Regions from separate parts of the Mus musculus genome. Here region 2 is linked to region 1. A link is a loop called in an ENCODE intact Hi-C map of the cell type or tissue named here. Cell type or tissue: heart. All regions are shown on one strand. Each heading gives the region's core, and the rest is flanking DNA. Links, peaks and the distances in the headings are about the cores only. Region 1 overlaps Plekhm3 (pleckstrin homology domain containing, family M, member 3). Region 2 overlaps Plekhm3 (pleckstrin homology domain containing, family M, member 3).

Evidence for each region. Hi-C counts contacts between places; a loop is a spot of excess contacts. Peaks named below come from ENCODE experiments on the same cell type or tissue, not always from the same donor. Only the 100,000 strongest peaks of a DNase experiment are listed, where the experiment ranks them.
Region 2: it touches region 1 in a loop (1.8-fold over the local background); 5 of 42 quality-filtered maps call a loop at or near these places.

Annotation. Positions count from the first base shown.
Region 1 is chr1:64,789,611-64,794,988 of GRCm38, forward strand. Plekhm3 (pleckstrin homology domain containing, family M, member 3) reads right to left here. Exons shown (of 8, transcript NM_001039493.1): 8 at 1-5,378. Among named protein-coding and RNA genes, the nearest start is that of Fzd5, 55 kb to the left of the region's middle. In heart, for the core only: no CTCF peak of the experiment used is centred there; DNase peaks (open chromatin) are centred at 1,891, 2,411 and 3,721; H3K4me3 peaks cover 734 bases; H3K27ac peaks cover 2,038 bases.
Region 2 is chr1:64,839,637-64,845,014 of GRCm38, forward strand. All of the region lies in intron 6 of Plekhm3 (pleckstrin homology domain containing, family M, member 3), which reads right to left. Among named protein-coding and RNA genes, the nearest start is that of Gm51628, 45 kb to the right of the region's middle. In heart, for the core only: no CTCF peak of the experiment used is centred there; no DNase peak of the experiment used is centred there.

The DNA.
Region 1 (5,378 bases), core at 55-5,054:
GGCAGAGCTCACTGCAATGAGGGCCTGATCCGGTGGCTTGGTGGACTGCCCCGGCGAAAATAGGGACACTGTCATCCACACACATCCCCGAGGCTTCCCACCTTCTACGTGGAACACAGGTGGCAAGTAAAGAGAATCTTTATACAATAAAGGAAAAAAATCCTCCTGTTGATGTCACTTCTGAACCTAGTAAAGACTAAGTTCACAGACTTTGTCATTCACTTCTGCATAGCTAGTTTTCTTTCTTTCCCCATTGACTGTGGTGACATGACATTCCCCTGAGTTTGGTTAATGAAAGCAAGCAAACAAAGAGTGGCTGAGAAACATCATAAAATAAAGTCAAAACATTGTATGATTATGCCTATTGTATTTCCTGGTAAAAGTGCCAATGGCACCGAAGAAACTGATGTTTCACTCAGATAATGCGTTTGCAATGTGAATCCCTTTACTTGTGAAGTTAAGGCACCAGGTTAAGCAAAGGTGGACGTGCATCTCGGAATACACAGGCTCCAGGTGGGCTGTGTACTGAACAAGAGCCAGCAGGGAAGCGCGAAGGGATCCATAGTTGGTTGAAGGGTCCTGCAGGCTTCAAGTGGGTCAGAGACTAGACTAGACTATAAGGCACTCCTACAGGGAGATGAACCGGTGGGAAGGAAGGGCCGCTGGCCAGTTGGTCTCTAGGTGGTTTATTAACATGAGCCTCAAACCTGGCCCAGGGCTGAGGAAGCAAGCAGGCAAGGCAATCATGGGAGGGGACAGGGCTGGGTTACAGCTTCCAAGGCTGGCCAGATGGGCCCAACTGTGGAAGAGCTGTCCTAGGTGTCTTGTTCATCTGGCCTGGGAAACAAGTGGCTTCACTAGGGAGCTTTCTAAAACGACAGCAGCCAGCGTCTCTTTTCCCTCAGAGCAGAGCCCTAGCAGAGCAGCCTGGGTCCCTCTCACTAGTGCCTCCCATCACATCAGAGCCTACTCTATGGAGACAGTGCTACATGCCATGGTCACCAGGAACCCATCTTACATAAAACACACTGGCAAATGCTGGAGAGGCTCAGCTACATTTTCCCTTTCACCCAGAGTTTTACAGTGATGTAGATTTTTTTGTTTTAGCCCCGCACCCACTAAAACATACCAGAAAACAAACAAACAAACAAACAAACAACCTCAAGTCAGAGAGTTTTGAATCTAAAGGACAGAAGTGCCTACAGAGAGACTACTGGGTGCTAAAACTTAACTGTTAAGAAACTGTCCCTGTGACAGAGATCAGCATTGGTTAGATTAGCTGAGGGGTTTACTCACGTAGCTTGTAGTATGCTGGGGTCAGGCGAGTGGGACAGGCAGAGCAGTGAGCCACGTTCCTAATGCCCACCACCACTACTGAGTCAGTACCAAGGAATGGATGACAAGGGCCAGAGGCTCCAGGGAGAAGTGGCCAAGGAAGAAAGGGCTAGCTTCTTTCCCCTTTGTCTCAAATTCCTGACATCTCCACATTATTTCAGAAGATGAAAAGTCATGTAGAAAACTCCCAAAACAATATTGCACACTTCCCTATTTACCATAAGAAAAACCAAATCAAACAAAATAAAATAGTCTGTGTTGGGAACAGGCAGTATTCCAACTAAGGGTCAAAGCCTAATTTCTAATCTGACTATTTCAGCAAAGCTTGGGAGAAGACCCAGAGCTGATCTGCAGGGTGAGAGGGCAGAGCTCCCCTGAACTAGCAGCAGAACTTTTCTCTACTTCCTTGCTGGCAGCGGGCTTTGCTCTTGGTGCTCAGGGTGTGTGGCATTACTGTGGTCCTGTATCACTGTGCTCCTGCTATCATAGGTAGTTTGTGTCTGGAGATCTCTGGGCCACGGATGGAGAATGAACTTGCAGGGCTGCAAGCCAAGCTTCCTGGAGGAGTTGCAGAAAGCAATCTGTCAGTGCTCATGTGCAGTGTGCACACATGACAAGCAGAGACAGGCCAGACCTCACCGAGGGTGTGCTGCAACTCAGCCACAGTGACAGAGTGACACAGACACCTTTGTTTTGGGGCAGCTGAGGGGAATCACAGCACGGGGCTATTTCAGACTGTATTGGAACCTTCGAATCCCGAGGCACTGTAATCACACACTCCTTTTTTTTTTTTTGGTAGAGGCCTATTATAGAAGAATCAAGAAGCAGTTAACCTTTCAGCTCATCAAATGTAAAAACTCCCAAAAGATGGCTGTTATTCAGCACATGAAGTCAGGGGGAAGACAGAGTTTGCATGGTTTTCATATAAGGCTGTGTCCAACTTTGGGAACAGGCAGCCCTGGAAAGAACTCCTCTCCCATCAGAGCTGACTGCCTTTGGAGCACCCTGCAGCCTTCCTACTGCGGTGCAAATGCAGGTCTATTTTAGGAACTGGTTTCTTAACGGTGGGGTTGGGTGCCAACACTTCCCCCGGGCTGGATGGTGTCACACATGAGTTTCTGGCACTAGCAGGAGGGAATTCTTGTGCTACACCAGGGAATGGCTGTTTAGTGAAAAGCCGTTCCCTGGGCTTTGCAAGCAGCTCCAGGAGATTAATGGACCGTTTTCCATTATGCTTTACGTGTATGGTATTTACTGAGATGAAAAAAAAGGAGGTGGAAATGCACAGGCTTGCTTTTGTTTCGATGGTTTCTAAGCAGTGGAACAACTACCTAACACTGCACCAAGTCATTTGTTAGACCTGAAAACAGTAAGGGCCTTCATGCACTCTGAGACATTCTGGGCTGAAAATAGCAATTTTGAATTTTCATGGCAGATCCAACTCCTGATCTGGCTCCACGGTGTCCTATCAGATTCCGGTGGTGGTGGCAGAGAACGCTGTTGTGAGTCCTGAGCGGGCATGGACCATAGTGAAAACAGAAGTAGCAGGACATGGCTCCAATTCCAGATCATGAGTGACAGCATGCTTATCTTTCCCTTTAAAAAATAAACACGAAGCAATGTCCAGGGAAAGGTCTTAGGAGTGTCCAAGGTCCGCTCACACACAGCAAGGCCCTCTAAGGGGCAGTGGGGACAGACAACTCAGGTGTGCTAAACAGGGATCCAGATTTCACCCTCGGCTTTTATTAGGTCTAATCTTGGGCACCTGTGAGTTGGGGCAGGACATGGGGCCAACCTGGGGTCGGGGGCTCTGTTCTTCAAGTCTCTGTGCTCAGTGTGCTGGGAATGGCGTCTCTGACAGTCAGAATCACAGATACATTAGTTTCAGCAAAGGTCAAGAGTAAGCTACGGTGACAGGGACTGGGGGTGGAGGGAGAAGGCACTGTGCCACGGGAGCACATCTGTTTCATAATAAGCAGGTCTAGAATTCTCCAGTGAAAGATCATGTTCTGTTCTCTGAGGCTGGAAAATATAAATACTGTATTTCATGAACAAGAGGAGGAAGAGAGAGACTCAAATCTGTTTGTCTGTTTTGCCAAGTGTTTGAGACTTCCCACCTTTGTCCTTTATGCGCAACATTCCCTACCACTCATTCCAGTGAGGTCAACCTGCCTTCCCAAGAGTTTATAAAAGGCACCGTGAGGTGTCTGGTAAATAGGGCCCTGGCCTTTTACCAAGTTTCATGCCTTGGCTATAGCTTCCGGGTAGCTAGGAAATGAACACACGTGTGGCGTTCAACTGCATGGTCTGGGGCCAAAGGAAATGGTGTGGGCCAAGAGGTGAAATGCTTGCCTCTAACTGCACAAGTCAGCTGAATGTCTCCCACTAGACTGAAGCATCGAGAGCTGGTGCCTGTGGGAGCAACTTGGAGTTGAACCCCTGCGTTCTCTGTGAGCCAGTGTTTCCCCTGATCTGAACAGCAGTGAAAATCCCAAAGGACAGAAGCATGGGCGGCAGTGGGCAACACCAGCTCCAGGTGAAAGACACAAACAAGTACTTCCTGGTGAGTCCATTCTCCTGCCTTGGAAAGAGTTAAGGAAGAAGGAATGCTGGCCGCCAGGGTCTCAGTGCCTTCCTAGCAGCCATCTTGGTCACAGTGACAACTATGCAGGCTCTTACAAGGAAGGGGATCACAGTGGGAGTACACTACCCTCCAAAGAGCGAAGTGATCCACTTCCCATTCCTACCACGCTAGTTACTCTTTGTGTTACTGTAAGGTGGCAATTATATATGTATATATCTACTTATTTCGATAATATTAATTCATTAATTCTATTTATGTTTGGTATTTTCTTAATAGTTTAGGTTTGTATTTTTCAAAATGTTACTTCTTAATAACTTTTAATAATTACATAATTTTTACTTTTAAATATTTTTTAAAAATAATTAAAAACAAGTAAAGCCAGGTATGATGGTGCATACCTATAGTCCCAGCATTTGGAGGATGAGGCAGCAGGGTCACAGGTTAGAGGCCAGCCAGGGATATATAGCAGGACCCTGTCTTAAAATATGTCCCCATCCCAAACAAACAAAACATCCAGGATACAAAAGCAAGAGTAGTTACGCGGACTGAATAAAGGTCAAAAGTGCTGTGAAGGACAAGGAGAAATAAAACATTCAAACGACAGGTGGGTCCTGCCGATGGAGGGCTCTGGGGAAGGAAACATCCGGTCCTCCAAGATGCGTGCAGTAAACTCTACCTAGCAGACTATGCACTGATGCGCTTGAGTGCAATCCTGGGACACTTCCTCCTGGGCAGCACCGTGAAAAACATGACCAGTGTCCTCCATTCCACGCTTGGAACTGTTCTTAGGGCACCCATGTGCACTCTCTGGCAGGCATTGTAGACTCTGATCATCAGGAAGGTGCTGGGCTTCGTACCAGCCAACAGACAACGACATGAAGTGACTGGCCACTGAGGTCCTCGCTTTCTGTACTCTCTCTCAGGGACTGAGTTCACACCCAACGCAGCTCAGTTCCTGATGCTCTCTGTTGAAGGAAGGGGCCTCTCGCTTTCTGCTATGTGGCTCTGCTTCACTCTTCCCATCTCTGCCAAAGACTCTGGGCCTGGAAGTATCCAGAAACATTCTTGTGTTTTAGGGATGTCCTTGTGAAGCAGATGACAATGGCTCTACCTCAGTTTCCCCAGCAAAGGCTAAATGTCAGTAGCAATGCAAAGCTTTGCTGTGAGAGGTGTTTCCTCCAATACTTGTGCAGTCAACTGGCCCTGAGAGCCAGTGTGTATGAAGGGGTCTGAACTACAGAGCAATGTGTGTCAATCACATTTGCTGGGAGCAAGCAGCAAATGTCATGGCCAAGGGTAACTCAGCTATCTGTAGGAGTTCATCCACAAGATCTTTGTGAACTTCTTGGACAATGAGTTATACAAAGCATCATACGTACAGGACGTATAGGTGTATATAATATAAATAAATAACTTATCTATCTACATCTAGCTGAAGAAGGAACAGCCTCATCTGCAT
Region 2 (5,378 bases), core at 252-5,251, 50 kb after region 1:
GTCAGTCTCATTCAGAAGGTCCTGGATTATTAAACTGTCTTCCTCAGCCAGTTTCTCCATCTCCCTAGCATGCTTCTTGGCACTATCCCCCTTTCTATGCTGATGGCTAACTTTTCTTCCAGTATCTTGTTCACTTCAGCTATCCCTTCATTCTCAAGACTGCTTCTGCAGTCCAGATTGTTATGTTTCTTCTGGGGAGTGGATGATGTGATCATCCTTGCTTGCTCTTTCTGCAAGTCCCTCAACTTTTCTATTGAAATGAATACTCAACATTAACTCTGCTTCCTTAAATATGTTGTCTTTCCTTTCCTGCTTTTCTTCTTCCTCTCATCCTGTCACGAGTACTTTTTCAAGTAATTCCCTCCCTTTAATCTCATTGTGTCTGTGAATGACAAAATGATCAGATCCCGAAGTAAATTATAGTCTGTTCCACATAGGCCACATTTTCTCATTTTCCTTGTGCCATTCCCTGAGGATCCTTTTCTTTGAGAGGTTTAGCCTGAATATTTTAGGATTCCAACAGAGAAGAGTAAGTTCCAGTGTAACAGAGTTCATTCTTTCCCCCAACCTGTCATTGTGTTGTACTTATACTGGGTACCTAAGTAAAAGACGTGCCGTGCATAGGAGTTCTCTACACTTAACCATTAGTAGTGTGTGGCTGTTTGAATGAGAAAGACCTTTATAGGCTTTCATATCTGGACACAGTATCTGTTTGGTGGTAGTGTTTGGAACGTTAAAGAAGTGAAACCTTGTTGGGAGAAGTATGTGACTTGGGGAGAGCTGAGATTTATAGCCTGACTTTGCTTCTAGTTCACCCTCTCTGCTTCCTATATGTGAATAAACATGTGGGCTCTCAGTTCCCGGGGCCTCCTTGCCATGCTTCACCATTAGGGACCTCTAAAATAAACTCCCCTTTTCTATAAGTCACTTTTGGTCATGGTGTTTTATCATAGCAGCAAAAAAAAAAAGTAACTATTACACAGTGGCTCTAGCCTTTAATAAGTTATATAACTACTTATAAGTGGTTTCTGTATTCTGGGGTTAGTTACCTCTTCACGTCTGTCCCGTTATTTCAGTAAACTGAACTGGTTATTTATGGAAGTAAAATGTATTTTTGAAATGTCAAATGACAAAATCAGCAGATACACTCACAAAGAGACTTCAACACAGGGTGTCTGTCAGGTACTGTACCTGACATCAGGGCTGTGAGTAAATAGTGCCTGGGCCTCCTGTTTCCTGCAGTTGACATAAGTCAAGTTAAAATCATCCTGTTGAGAAGGAAGGAGGGTCATCGGGCTCTCCTGTTAACAAAAGCTGTTCAGCTTTGAGTTCTGATATACAGCTAAGAGTGGACAGCAGGAGGTTTCTCAAACACACACATGCACACATGAACCCAACCCAAAAGATAATGAGAATCATCTGCTCTGCTCTCATGTACAAACCTATAATTTATGGAAAGATGGGGGGGGGGAGGAGAAAGTCCCTTAGGAAGCATAGCCAAGTTCTGTGGTGAAAAATTCAACTGTACTCATAGCTCAGACTGGAAGAGGTGGGGGTGGAAGCCACAGGAAAAATAACACGTCTGGGCAGCCAGTTCTCCCTTCTCTTGGGTTCCAAAGCCATTTGGGGCCAAGCTGACTTCTTGCCTTCCTCCTGCCTCCCCCACCTTTACCCATCCCCAGGCCATTACTTTTTCTTCTTTGCAGGGCAGCTCACACCAGTGAGTTAGACAGCAATCTTGTCTAAATAAACAAGAACTGCAGTTTGGTATAGTGTTCATAATTCTTATCTAAGGTGATTTCAGGAGAATACATTATAGGGCATCCTAGAAAATATGTAGATACAATCAAGTAAAAATGTAAATAAAATAAAATTGAGTTACCAAGAAGTTCCAAATTTTGGAAAGGAGATCATTTATTTAAATACCCAATAATAAGAACTATGATTCGCATATTCATATTTATATGCATCAACATATAGAATAACTTATCACTAAGAACACACTGAGTTCTGACAACAGAAAAAGATCTTATTTAAGGGCACAATGCTGTTAGCAGTGCCACCTCACTGAATATCTCTGTGCTAGGGATCAAACCCAGGATCAAGCATGCTAGGCAGTCATAGACAGGCACTTGATCACTGAGCTATGTTGCCCCTGGCCCTTGGTTTCTTGAGGGGAGGTCTTGATTTATAATCCAAGCTGCTCTAGAACTTTTTCATCTCCCAGGATCTCTCCAAACACCTGATCTTCCTGCCTAAGTTTCCTGAGTCCTGGAATTGCAGGTGTGGGTTATCATGTCTAGGTCACTCTGTTGGGTTTTTAGTTCTGCTGTGCTTTTTTGCTTATTTCCTATTGGGCCATCACACTCTGCTTCCTACTAGTGTTTCTAAAGGGAAAGTGTACCACAGGAAGCCAACTGTTCCTTCCACTCAGCTTCCAATGGCTTCTGTTGGGCCATCTGAAAGCATTTTTTATGACATTTAACTATTTACTAACATATAGCAATAAAAATTCAATACTTATTTAGTTTCCTTATCAGTCATGTGGAGTAAATTATTACCCATGTCAGAGACAGAAATATGGGGTGGGGTGTAACCTAGAAAAGACTGGAATTGTGCTGGAAAGGGGGTATAGAGTAAATATAAAACCATGTAGTTATCTCCAGTGTAATGTTTCAATTTCTAGTGTCCATTAGTATGTTCTTGCTGTTCACAGATAGTCTAACTGGTGGCCAGCACAAGAAACATGAGCAGAGAAAGAAACTATGGTCAGATGGGCTATGATAAAGGGACATTACAGTGCTATTGGCCAAGAGGTTGTTTTTCACATCATAGAGGGGACTTCCACTAAGAGCACTAAGGGCATTCTCTGTATTGCTAAACGTTACACTCAGCACCACACACATGGGCACCTCACTTAAACTCACACCTTAGTGAGGTGGGATTTACAGGAAGGAAATTGAGCTGCAGCAAGTTTAAGCAACATATTTAGGCTTATAGGTTGGCTGAGGAGCACAGCTGACATTCTCACTCTATGGCCTCGACAACCTTGCTAAAGTGCCCCTCAGTGGTCATGCTGAATCAAGCCCACACACCATCGTTATTTAAAGATTTACTTGAACGCCAACTATTTACTTGAACCCAGGACCAAGTAGTACTAAAGAGAAAACAAAGTTTAATCACAGTGCTCCACTCACAAATAAACAATAGCATAGCTGGAAGGAACGAATGGCCCCTTTTGAGCTCATTTCCATCTCTGCCTTCTTCCTGGAGGTGACTCATTCTACTCTATCTTTTGGGCATTTCCTTCTGCCCAAGCATTATTCACAGTAGCGTAACCAGGAATGACAAGAGAAAGACTTGAATTCTAGGCTGACCTTTTCACTTAGAGATTGTTTTTAAAAAACTGGGTCACTTAGATGACATTTTATTCTTGGAAGCCCTAACAGGAGCTTTGCCAAGGACCACCAAGTTAAGGCTGGCATGCCTTTAGTCTTGGCACTTGAGAGGCAGAGTCAGGTGGATCTCTGCTAGTTCTAGGCCAGCCTGGTCTACATAGTGAGTTCCTGGACATCCAAGGCTACACAGTGAGACCCTGTTTCTGCCCATAAACATAAAAAGAGCCACCAAGTTGTACCCCCTACACTTTTGCCCTGTGAACCACAGGCCCTGTTGGGTGTGAGGGGCTGGTGTGCCTTCCTACAACACATCTTCTTGTGACTCGGTGGGCTCTTTCAGTGCTTGCTCACCTAGAACATGTGTCTTGTTTGACACATATTTTGAACTTGCTTCATCACAGTGACAAGCACTTAGTAAATATTCAAGGTTGTAAACTAGAGTCCACAGTCAAGGAGTGCTGGTAGTTTTCTGAGGTGCTTGCTGTTGCTAGGTTTTGTTTTGTTTTGTTTTTTTAAAGGGAAGACGTTCTTTTGCTTACTGAATGGCAAATATATATAACATAAAACATACCATTTCAACCATTGTAAGTGTCCTGATTAGTTTTGGTTGGTGACTACACCAGTTTTCTCTATATATAGCGTCTCTCCTGATATTTCCAAGTGACAAAAGCTGGTTTTCCCAGCTAACAACTACTGGCCATGGTTGTTTCTTTGAGACTTCAACTTCTGTCCTGGTCTGAGATGACTTCAGTCCTGTGGTCCCCTTCCCTCACTACCCTTGATGGACTGAGGAGCTAGCTCTGAGGTCTGAAATCTTCCTGGTTCCTTCAGCCTAGGAAGCTGAATCGACGTCTCTGTCCACCCTTTCATTATCCCATTCCATCCACCCCGTTGCCATCAACGGGGTGGAGACTCATTGCTTAAAGTGTGCTGAGGGGGAAAGCCAGAAGCAAGAAACTAGAATAACTTGCTTCTGCTAACAAAACAAACCAGAAAACACAGTGGGGCCAAGACCTCACATTCACTGCGTTCCAAATCCTTCCTTATCCCAAGGAGACAGACTGCCTGCCTCTCCAGTCTAAGCTCAGGCACTGTGGCTTAAGCAAACTCACAGAAGGAATTCAAACCTCAAGATCCATTTTCAGCTTTCCCTAGCTACCCCTATGTCTTTTTATCCTTATTCCATCTTGCCCAGGCAGATGTGAAAGCCTATATAAAGACCACTGTGTCTTACTTTGAAAGCACATGTATGCCCCTGTGAACTAACTCCTGGCTACCATCTCTCATTCCATGGGGACAGAGGAAGCAACAGTTTTGGGTGGGGGTTGGGGGGTGTTATCTCTATGTTAAATTAAACTCAGATTTGCTTAAGACTCTAGCCAACTTATGCCACAACTATTTTGGCCCCTCTTACCATCCCAAAGCCTTTTGTGGCCAAATGTACCATTGTGCTGCTGTTTGACTCTGTGTGCCAGCAGGACTCTGAGCCAATGCCAAGTAACACCCTTCCCTTTTCATATTTTGGGGATAGAAGGGGAGGGCTGCTAATTCCTTTTGTGACCACCAACTCAGAGCCAAGTGGCCAACAATTTGGTAAATTATATACACACCTAAAATGTCAGCTGCATCAGAGATTTTGCTTTTGGTCCCTCCAGAAGGAACCTTTAGGCTGATGGCAATTCTAGAAGAGTCGGGTTTTCTAACCACATTCTGTGGGAGGGGCACTAGCTGAACTCCAGGCATGTGTCAATGACTCCCACCAACTGAAGGGGAGGGAATTGAAGAGCAGTCAGTTAAAAATGTATACACAGGGAGTAAGGAGTGGAAACCCTGACACAAGTTGTAAATACAGAATGCGACAACCCCAAACTTTGAAAAATAAGAATGTGAAGCTTCTTAAATACATAGAATTAGTCTACTTTCCTTGTAAACCACATCTAGTCCATAAGTGACTCAGGTGCTTTGTTCTGGAATTGCTGG